Regions from separate parts of the Homo sapiens genome. Here all the other regions are linked to region 1. The links are chromatin contacts, found by Hi-C or POLR2A ChIA-PET in ENCODE. All regions are on one chromosome and are shown on one strand. The core of a region is the stretch at or near the end of the contact, and the rest is flanking DNA. Distances in the headings are between cores, read along the strand shown.

Region 1 (2,877 bases), core at 205-2,704:
CATCAGTGGGAGACTACAAAGGACCAGGAAAGACCTACATGAGCTGCTTTAACCATAAGCCAGCACAGCAAGCTTGAAGCTGCTCAACTCCAGGAAGAAATGCTCCATCTCCTTCCTTCTCCTCCTCCTCCTCACTGCCAGTTTGATCCAAGCTGGGCCTTAAACAACCTCTAGTGAATAGAGGGGCGGGTGGGGGTCGGGGACAAGCCTAAGCCTAGTGCACCCCTTCAGGGAAGGCCAGCTAGAGACCTTAAGCCTGGGGCTGGAATGGGGGAGGAAGACTTTTTGAAGTTTGATGCATTTGTTTATATCTTGCACCCAACATTATAGTTTTGAAATGAAGCTGTGGTTGAGATTTAGTTACAACAAGACTGTCAGTTATCTAAGAATGAGCAGAAAAATCCAGGGCTGTTTCGGGTCCTAAAATTATCCAATCAACGAATAGGTATTTATTTTCTGTTATGTTTGAAATCCTCTTGAGTATTTTGAAGAATATTTACATTCCTTTAGTTCAGGTTAGTATAATTTCCCACCTGGCACGATGCCTTACACATAGTATGTGCTCAAAAATATTTTCAATTTAATTATTCTTTACAAGATGCTTAGCACCAAGGGAAGTGGCATTTTCCCAGTGTTGATGACAAATAGCACTTCAGCTGGAAAATCTCCATATTTATAAAACGTGGTGCAAACCTGAATGGAGAGTGCTTATGATCTCACTTTTATTTAACACTGTACAGTGTTGCTAAATGGTCTAACAGGAGAAAAGGGAATTTAAACTAGAAACACATAAATGGAGTGCTTTTTGCCGTTCAACTGTGATGATGCACGAACAAAAAACGATTGGCCACGGGAGACCTAGACTGGAATCTCCTTCTCCTGCTCACTACACCTCAGGCCCCCAGTTCCTCTCCTGTGGATGGGGACGCCAGGCTGCCTACCTCAGACTCAGAAGGTACGATTACGTGCATACACTCTGCGAACTGAAGGGCTGTACAAATGCAAGGGCTTAATAACAGCCAACAGTTTAATATTCGTTGATTGCCACGTGCATAGCGCTTTACATCTATTTTCTCATGCAGTCTTCATAACAGCCCAAGACCTACCTAGGTACTATTATTAATATTTCCTGCCACTTGACATCGGAGGAAACAGAAGCTCAGCAAGTGGCTCCAGGTTATACAGAGCCCTAACCTGAGCCAGTAAATCCTTCTTACCCACAAGCATTAAGCTTCCGTCCTGCCTGCTGTTATTTAACAGAGGTGCTGGGATCCGGCAGGGGAGCAACAAATGTGGTTCGGCAAATTGCTAAACGAAAAGCGGACACCCGCCCACGACGCCTGCTCTGATCTGACCTCCCGGCCTACAGCCCTCTCCAGGCTCCTCCCACCCGCTCCGGCCGTCGCCACGCCTCGGAGCTTCTACGCATGCGTTGGCGGGACCCGCGCAGGCCCAGTGGCCGAGCGGCGTCGTGGGGTTACCCCGCCCGCGCCAGCGCTGCATCCCTGGCCGCTACCCGGGGAGAGCCGGAGGATGAATTGAACCTCGCAGCCGCTGCTATCTCCAGTGCTCATCACAGGTGCTTTGGGTCAGGTCGGAAGCCTCCTTCCCTGAGCCCTCGCCAAGCTCATTCCCCGGCCCGCCTCTCCCGCCCTGCAGCGGCCTGGCCCTGCGGTCTGGCTGCCGGGGCGGCGGCGGGAGGTAGTTTGTGTACGGTTACCATGGAGACGCTGGCTGCGGGGCGAAGTGGGAGGGTGGCCGGGCGGGGTGAGGATGCTGCTGCGCCCTGCCCTGGCCGGGACCGTGGAGGAGCGGGCACTGCCGTGGGTGGGGGAGCCGCTGTCCGAGCGGGAGGTGAGGTGTCCCCAGCGGCTCCCCAGGGACCCTTCCTGCCGTCGTCCGCCTGTGTGTCCTCGGATGGGGTAGAGAGACGATGAGTGCCCTGTGCATGCTGTCAGGGGTCCGGAGCGGTTGTCTTTTATTTATGTACTGTCGCACTTAGCCAAGTGCGTGGTGCTTAATAAGAAGCCCAGTAATATTTGTTGAATGAGAGTGGTAGACTAAGGGGCTTTGTCTAGGCAGGCGGTGACCGGGCCAGAGTCATACAGTTTATATCTGGGCACTTCCAGGCAACAGGGCCTCAATAAATAAAAACGTATGTGTAACAATATTTAACATACTTTAAAATCATGGAGTGTATACATAATGCCTTTTGTGATCCATTCCCACAAGTAACACAACAGATCTTACGTCCCACCCTGATTTATAATAATTATACTTTAATTTGGTTGAAAAGCAAGCACCATTTATTATATTTATCCTGGTTTCTTAATCTATGGGATTCTGGTTGTTGATGTTGATTTGGCATAGCTGATATTCAATAAAATGCTTAATAAAAATTATCTGTTTTCATAAAGGCAAGTACCACCACCCACCTTTTAAAAGGAGAAGTACGTAATGTAAATGACGAGTTGATGGGTGCAGCAAACCAACATGGCACATGTATACCTATGTATCAAACCTGTACATTGTGCACATGTACCCTAGAACTTAAAGTATAATAATAAAAAAAAACTTATGTATAGAAACACTGAACAAACGTCATTCTCTCTTTTGCAATTTCTTTTTTTAAATGTAGTTTTTCATTCGTGGAAATGATTTTGCTGTATCCTTTTATCATGTAGCACTTGGGCAATAATTGTTAACATCTTTAAGGGCCATATTTTAAAATGTTAACATTTTTAAAGCACTGTGCTAACGCACTTTACATGTATTATATCATTTAATTCTTCAAACAATCCTATGGGGCAATTATTATTACTATCCACCTTTTATAGATGAGGAAACTGATGCTTAGAGATATTAGAGGCATTGCCT
Region 2 (2,877 bases), core at 98-2,597, 770 kb before region 1:
TATAAAGTACTTAGGAGCAGGAATTGTCTGTTTTTCTTTTTAAAATTAAGTGCCTCACAGCAGCTACCACACACCTAGAGAACCCTTAAGGTATGAAGAATGAAGAGCAGTCTTACAATTTCTTAAAAATTTACCTCCCATTTACTTAGAGGTATTACTATGTGTTGTTTTCTAAAACCTCCTTTTATCCCCATTTTACAGATTAGTAAACAGGCACAGAGAATGTAAGTAACTTGCCCATAGTATACCGCTAATAAGCAGAGTGGAACTGGAGTCCTGGCCGCTAGCTAGCTCCAGACTGTTCACATCACTAAGATGAAGTCACAGGCAATATCTCTTTTAATTCTTCCAACAGCCGCATTAGGCAGATGTTCTTTCCACTTTATAGAGGAGGAAACTAAGGTTCTGAGAAGATAATTAATCCAAGGTTACATAGTTAGAAGTTGGTGGACATGAACATTTCTGGCTACAAAGCTCAAATTTCTAACCACTACCAGTGTCTCCACCCCACTTGTTTCAGAAAAGGATCCTTCCTGGCAACTCCAGGTGAAGATGAGAAGAAGCCGTGGTGGAGTGGGTGGAGGAAGAGCAAGAGGGTTGGGGAATCAGGACCCCCAAGAAAACCAATCACACCTATATGAACCAAAGATGTCCAACAGCATTCTTGGAAGCAAAAACCCAAATCCCAAGCCCCATAATGCCACCCCCTTTTTCTGATGACCCAACTCTACAGACTCAGTCCAACCCCTTTTTCTTACTGTTGGGGAAACTGAGGCCCCCAGCGCTGACCATCATTACACCCTCCTCCTTTCCCAACTCTCCTGAGCCACAGTCCCGGACGTGGTCCTGTACCCACCCCCGCGGCTCGGCTGATGTTGTCCATCTTGCTGACGACCTGTTGGAAGAGGGGGTAGCAGGTCTGACAGAGGCGCACGGGCCGGGCGCTGCGCACCAGACACCCTGTCAGCTCTGCGCTGCTGTTGGCGAAGTCCAGCAGGAGCTCCCGGCACTCAGGATCCAGATCCGGCAGGTCCGGGGGCAGCGACAGAGGCCCCAGCCCTCCACCCTGCAGGAGGGACAGGGACAAGTCCTCCACCTCCAGCAACTGCTGCTCCGACAGGAGGTCGTGGAAGACCCTGTGCGGACTGCTGCCGAAGGGGAGCGCGCCCAGGGCCAGCCCCGACCACAGCAGCAGCCCCAGCGGCAGCCACGGCGGCAACGAACACCTCCGCTGCGCGGCTGTCGGGCCCGGCTCCATCACCGGGCTCACACACCCCAGGGAGCCCACCGCCGCCTCTCCGCCCCCAGCCGGCACCGCGGACAGCCGCCGCTTCCGGTTTCCGCGAGCGCAGGCCGAGAGCCGGGTCACGAGGAGGGCGCGTCACGGCCCCGCCCCCTGCGCGCGGCGCCCCGCCCCATTGGCTGCCGGCTGCCTCCGGGCCGCAGGCCTTCGCGCGTGCGGGAGGGCGCCTACCCTGCGGCCGCGCGCTCTCCAGCCGGCGTTAGGCGCGGGGCGGGGCGGAGTGGTGCATTGGGGTATCCGTAGCCGAGGCTCGCCAGCCGGTGACCACGAGCACCCACCGCTTTGGACAATTGCATCTCGGGGGTCCTGACCCTTGAACGCCCAACCCTCTGGGAGTTCCGGGCGTCCTACAAGTTTCTTACCTCGCTGGACCGACGACGGCCTCCGCTGTGGAAATGGCCGTCGGCTGCGTTCGCAGAGAAACCCCGCTGGCCTGTGCCTCGGCAGATTTTCTGCATGGTGTTCCTTAGCGTAGTTTTTTCCTCATCCCATTTGGAGAGAGTAATAATGCCCGTTGGTTATTATAGGTGGTGGAGACTAGCGGTTTCCAAGCTTTTTGTTTTTGTTTTTAAAAAAACTCTCAACTGTCTGCCTCAGCGTTGTCAGAACTCTGTGAGATGAGGGAAATATTCTACATCTGCGTTATTAAGGCAGCCACTGGCCACATGTGTGGTGTTGAGCCGGCTGAGGAACTGAATTTTTAATTTAATTTAGGGCCGGCGCGGTGGCTCACGCCTGTAATCCCAGCACTTTGGGAGGCCGAGGCAGGCAGATCGCTTGAAGCCAGGAGTTGGAGACCAGCCTCGCCAACATGGCGAAACCCCGTATCTACTAAAAATACAAAAATTAGCCGCTGGGCGTGGTGGCGCAAGCCTGTAGTCCTAGGTTGAGCGGGGAGGATGGCTTGAGCCAGGAGGTCGAGGCTGCAGTGAGCCGAGATCGCGCCACTGTACCCCAGCCTGCACGACAAAGTGAGACTCCATCTCAAAAGTAAAAAGTATTTAACTTAAATGTAAGTAGCCACATCTGTGTAGTGGCAACTGTACTTGACGTAAGTCTGGTCCTACAGTGGCCAACAAGCAGGTTTGCTTGGAACTGAAGGGGTACCAGGGACGCAGCGCGTTCAGTGCTAAAGCCCAGGAAATCCTGGACAAACTGCTCAACTTGAAACTCCTATCCAGTTTCTGACATGCCCGAGGCAATAGCAGGGGACACTCTAAAAAGCGTCCTGATACCGTTGCCAGTCTGTAAAAAGAATTTAAGCTCATAACCTGGAAAACAGTTTTCTGACAAGTATCTGACCAACCAGGTTGGTAGAAAATTATTTCCGGGCTTTGTGTCATCCTGCTTTTCAGGGTTGTAATTTTTGCCTTGTAAATTGCAGAGCTGTTGCACTAAAGTCTACTTAGCTTAGGGTCCTAATTTATGTTTCTGAGGGTTCTTCAAAAACTTTTTTGTTGTTGTTGTGTATTTTGTTTGGTTTGGTTTTGAGACATAGTCTCGCTAGACTGCCCAGGATGGCCTCGAACTCCTAGGTTCAAGGGATCCTCCTGCCTCGGCCTGCCAAACAATTG
Region 3 (2,877 bases), core at 127-2,626, 550 kb before region 1:
AGGCTGGAGTGCAGTGGCACGATCTCGACTCACTGCAGCCACCCTCTCCCGGATTCAAGCGATTCTCCCTGCCTCCGCCTCCCAAGTAGCTGGGATTATAGGCACCTGCCATCATGCCGGCTAATTTTTGTATTTTAGTAGAGACAGGGTTTCACCATGTTGGCTAGGCTGGTCTTGAACTCCTGACCTCAGGTGATACGCCTGCCTCAGCCTCCTAAAGTGCTAGGATTACAGGCGTGAGCCACCGCGCCGGGCCTTCTCTTTTTTTTTTTTTTTTTGTTTTTTTTTTGTTTTTTTGAGACAGGGACTCACTCTGTCTCCCAGGCAGGAGTGCAGTGGCACAATCCCAGCTCACTACAGCCTCCACCTCCTGGACGCAACCCCCACCTCGGCCTCCCTAGTAACTAGGACTACAGGGCACAGGCCACCATGCCCAGTTTTGTATTTTTTGCAGAGACAGGATCTCGCTATGTTGCCCAGACTGGTCTCAAACTCCCGGGCTCAAGCGATTCTCCTGCCTGGGCCTCCCAGGCATGAGCCACCTAGCCCGGCCTGTATTATCTTTTCTGGAATTCATCTCGCTTACTGGATTGCCAGCCTCTTCTGGACAGCAATTTGTACTCCTAATTCGCTTATTATAGTATGTCAAAGCATTTATTGTTTAATCAAATTAGGGCAGATCAATGAGAAGTTACCCTTCGGATACACTGTCCCATGACTTCTCCGTCCACCGACAGTCCTTCTTAGGCCCTTGGCTTTCCCATGCCACTTATACAATCTTTCAAAACATTTGAGTGCGTACCATTTATATTATTCAAATACGAAAAGGGAAAGCGGTAGGCGCACATTTCAGGTACTCGTCAAAGATGAGTTGGACGCTGGAGATAAAATAAAAAATGGGCCTACCATTTAGGGAGGTGTGACGAAGTGACACCACTCTTCCGTTAAAACCCGAGGGCCCATTGGGTCACCTCCATTTTATTCAGGTTTCGGAATCTCGGTCATGTGAGCTAACTTAAAAGGCTCAAGAGTGGTTACCTGCCTACCCGTCATAATCACTTCCCAATTCCTTGAAAACTTCGGGTTCCTCGGCCGGCCGCCAGCGCCGGGCGGAGAATCGCCCTCCCTCCCACTGCCCAGACTGGAGCTGCCTGTTCCGTTCCACCCCGCCCCACCCCACTGCATGCTGGGAGTCGTAGTCCCGGCTGGCAGCGTCCGGAAGGACGGGAGGGCACGGGAGTGCAGCCCGCCCATGTGGCTACTGGAGGTCACGTTCCCTAACTGATCCCTTGGTTCTCTCGGGTGGAGCCTTCAGCGTGCACGGCGGGGTTTGACTTTGCCACCGTCTCTCTTCTGGGTTCCAATAAAGTTTTCCTCTTCCTCTCCTCGTACGGAGTTCAAGATGGCGGCCTCCTGGTCGCTCTTGGTTACCCTGCGCCCCTTAGCACAGAGCCCGCTGAGAGGGAGATGTGTTGGGTGCGGGGCCTGGGCCGCCGCTCTCGCTCCTCTGGCCACCGCCCCTGGGAAGCCCTTTTGGAAAGGTCAGTGACTGTGCCATGAGTAGTCCGAGCCGACTGCATATGACTGGAGAAGCCTCTGGGATTACCCTCCCTGTCCGATCTACCCCAGGTGTCTCCTGCTTTCACGAAGCTGAGGGCTCCTCGAGAGGAGTTTCCATTTCTCTTGACCTTTTATACTGTCTGTGAATGAGCCCTGAGCACTGAGGGAAATGACCCTGAGTGACTTTCATTTTGAGGGTCAGAGGTTGACTCAGAGTTTGTTCCTTCCGGGACGTTTAGAGAGCTGAACCTAGTGGGAGTGCCTGGCTTGAAGAGATGCAGGTGTGGGGTTGGGGCCTGGGGACCCCTACCCTCTGCGTTTTCCAAGCTCTCGGGGCTGGTGACTGACGGGCACTGGAGGAAGAGCCGCGCCTGGGACCTCTGCAGGCCCTGATGTCTCTCGTGATTCTAGGAAGGAAGGTCCACACACATTCTCAGATTGAGGGATCGATTCTTGGTGTTCTTTTCAAGTCACTAGGGGCTTCAGTGGAATTATTTTGTCACCGGGCTTTCTTTCTCCCTGGCTTCCTTCATTCAGTTATATGTTCATGAATGAATGAATGAATGTATATTCTGAGTAACCAAGAGTGCCAGTTTTACTGCTCTATTCATGTATTCGCACTAAACTGCACGATTTTCAAAGGCAAGGACATTGTGTCATTGTTTCCTAAGCACTTAGCGCAATGATTGGTACTTGACGTGCAAATATGATTTTTGAGTGAATGAATGAATGAAATTATTCTCCTTGTCTCCCTCATCCACATACTCGTTTTCCTTTTTCTCAAATCCAAGCAACCCCTGTAATATACCTTAATAGATTGATAGACCTTAATAAGGTATATACCTTAATAGATTATTTATTAATTTAGCTAAAAATATGACAATCTTTGACCCTTATCATCAATGCAGTTGAAATTAATACTAGAACTTTGATTAGGTCACCTTACGTCTTTCTGCAAAGATTAGCATAATGCATTTAGTATAATGGAATAGGCTCCACACACTGCCTGGGGGTAGCCCTGATCTGCTGGAGTAGTCGTTAAAAGTAAATAAATAAATAAAGATATAATGGAATATTCTGGTAGTGTAAGCTGTGGATTATAATATAAATTTTATTTTTCATTTTTGGTAGTCAATAAAAGCAAATGCTATAAATTTCAACAGGTGCAAGAAAGAATATGGCAAAATGTAAGGCTTTTTTCTATCCCTATCCCTTAGCTGCTTAGTTTTTCTCCTCAGAGGCAATCTGTGATACTAGTTTCTTATGTATTCTTCCAGATATATTCTGTGTATGTATAAGCATATACATATATAGATA

What was found. A loop is a pair of places that touch in the nucleus more often than their neighbours do. ChIA-PET counts read pairs that join two places held with the same protein, here RNA polymerase II (POLR2A). Pooled maps may share reads with other maps.
Region 2: a loop to region 1 is called in a map of B cell, with 18 times the contacts of the local background. The contact joins the promoter of OSTM1 here to the promoter of ARMC2 in region 1. A Hi-C loop is called at or near these places in 3 of 168 maps with a recorded cell type or tissue (B cell, CD4-positive, alpha-beta T cell and naive thymus-derived CD4-positive, alpha-beta T cell) and 10 of 50 pooled maps. POLR2A ChIA-PET finds 5 or more read pairs at or near these places in 1 of 52 experiments (HCT116).
Region 3: a loop to region 1 is called in a map of naive thymus-derived CD4-positive, alpha-beta T cell, with 3 times the contacts of the local background. The contact joins the promoter of AFG1L here to the promoter of ARMC2 in region 1. A Hi-C loop is called at or near these places in 1 of 168 maps with a recorded cell type or tissue (naive thymus-derived CD4-positive, alpha-beta T cell) and 8 of 50 pooled maps.

What each region holds. Positions count from the first base shown.
Region 1 is chr6:108,846,968-108,849,844 of GRCh38, forward strand. It overlaps ARMC2 (armadillo repeat containing 2), which reads left to right and starts at 1,455. Exons shown (of 18, transcript NM_032131.6): 1 at 1,455-1,579. RefSeq lists a silencer at 1,713-1,812.
Region 2 is chr6:108,073,394-108,076,270 of GRCh38, forward strand. OSTM1 (osteoclastogenesis associated transmembrane protein 1) reads right to left here and starts at 1,348. Exons shown (of 6, transcript NM_014028.4): 1 at 857-1,348. The coding sequence starts at 1,258. RefSeq lists a silencer at 1,119-1,558.
Region 3 is chr6:108,293,678-108,296,554 of GRCh38, forward strand. AFG1L (AFG1 like ATPase) reads left to right here and starts at 1,377. Exons shown (of 13, transcript NM_145315.5): 1 at 1,377-1,541. The coding sequence starts at 1,403. RefSeq lists an enhancer at 1,229-1,718.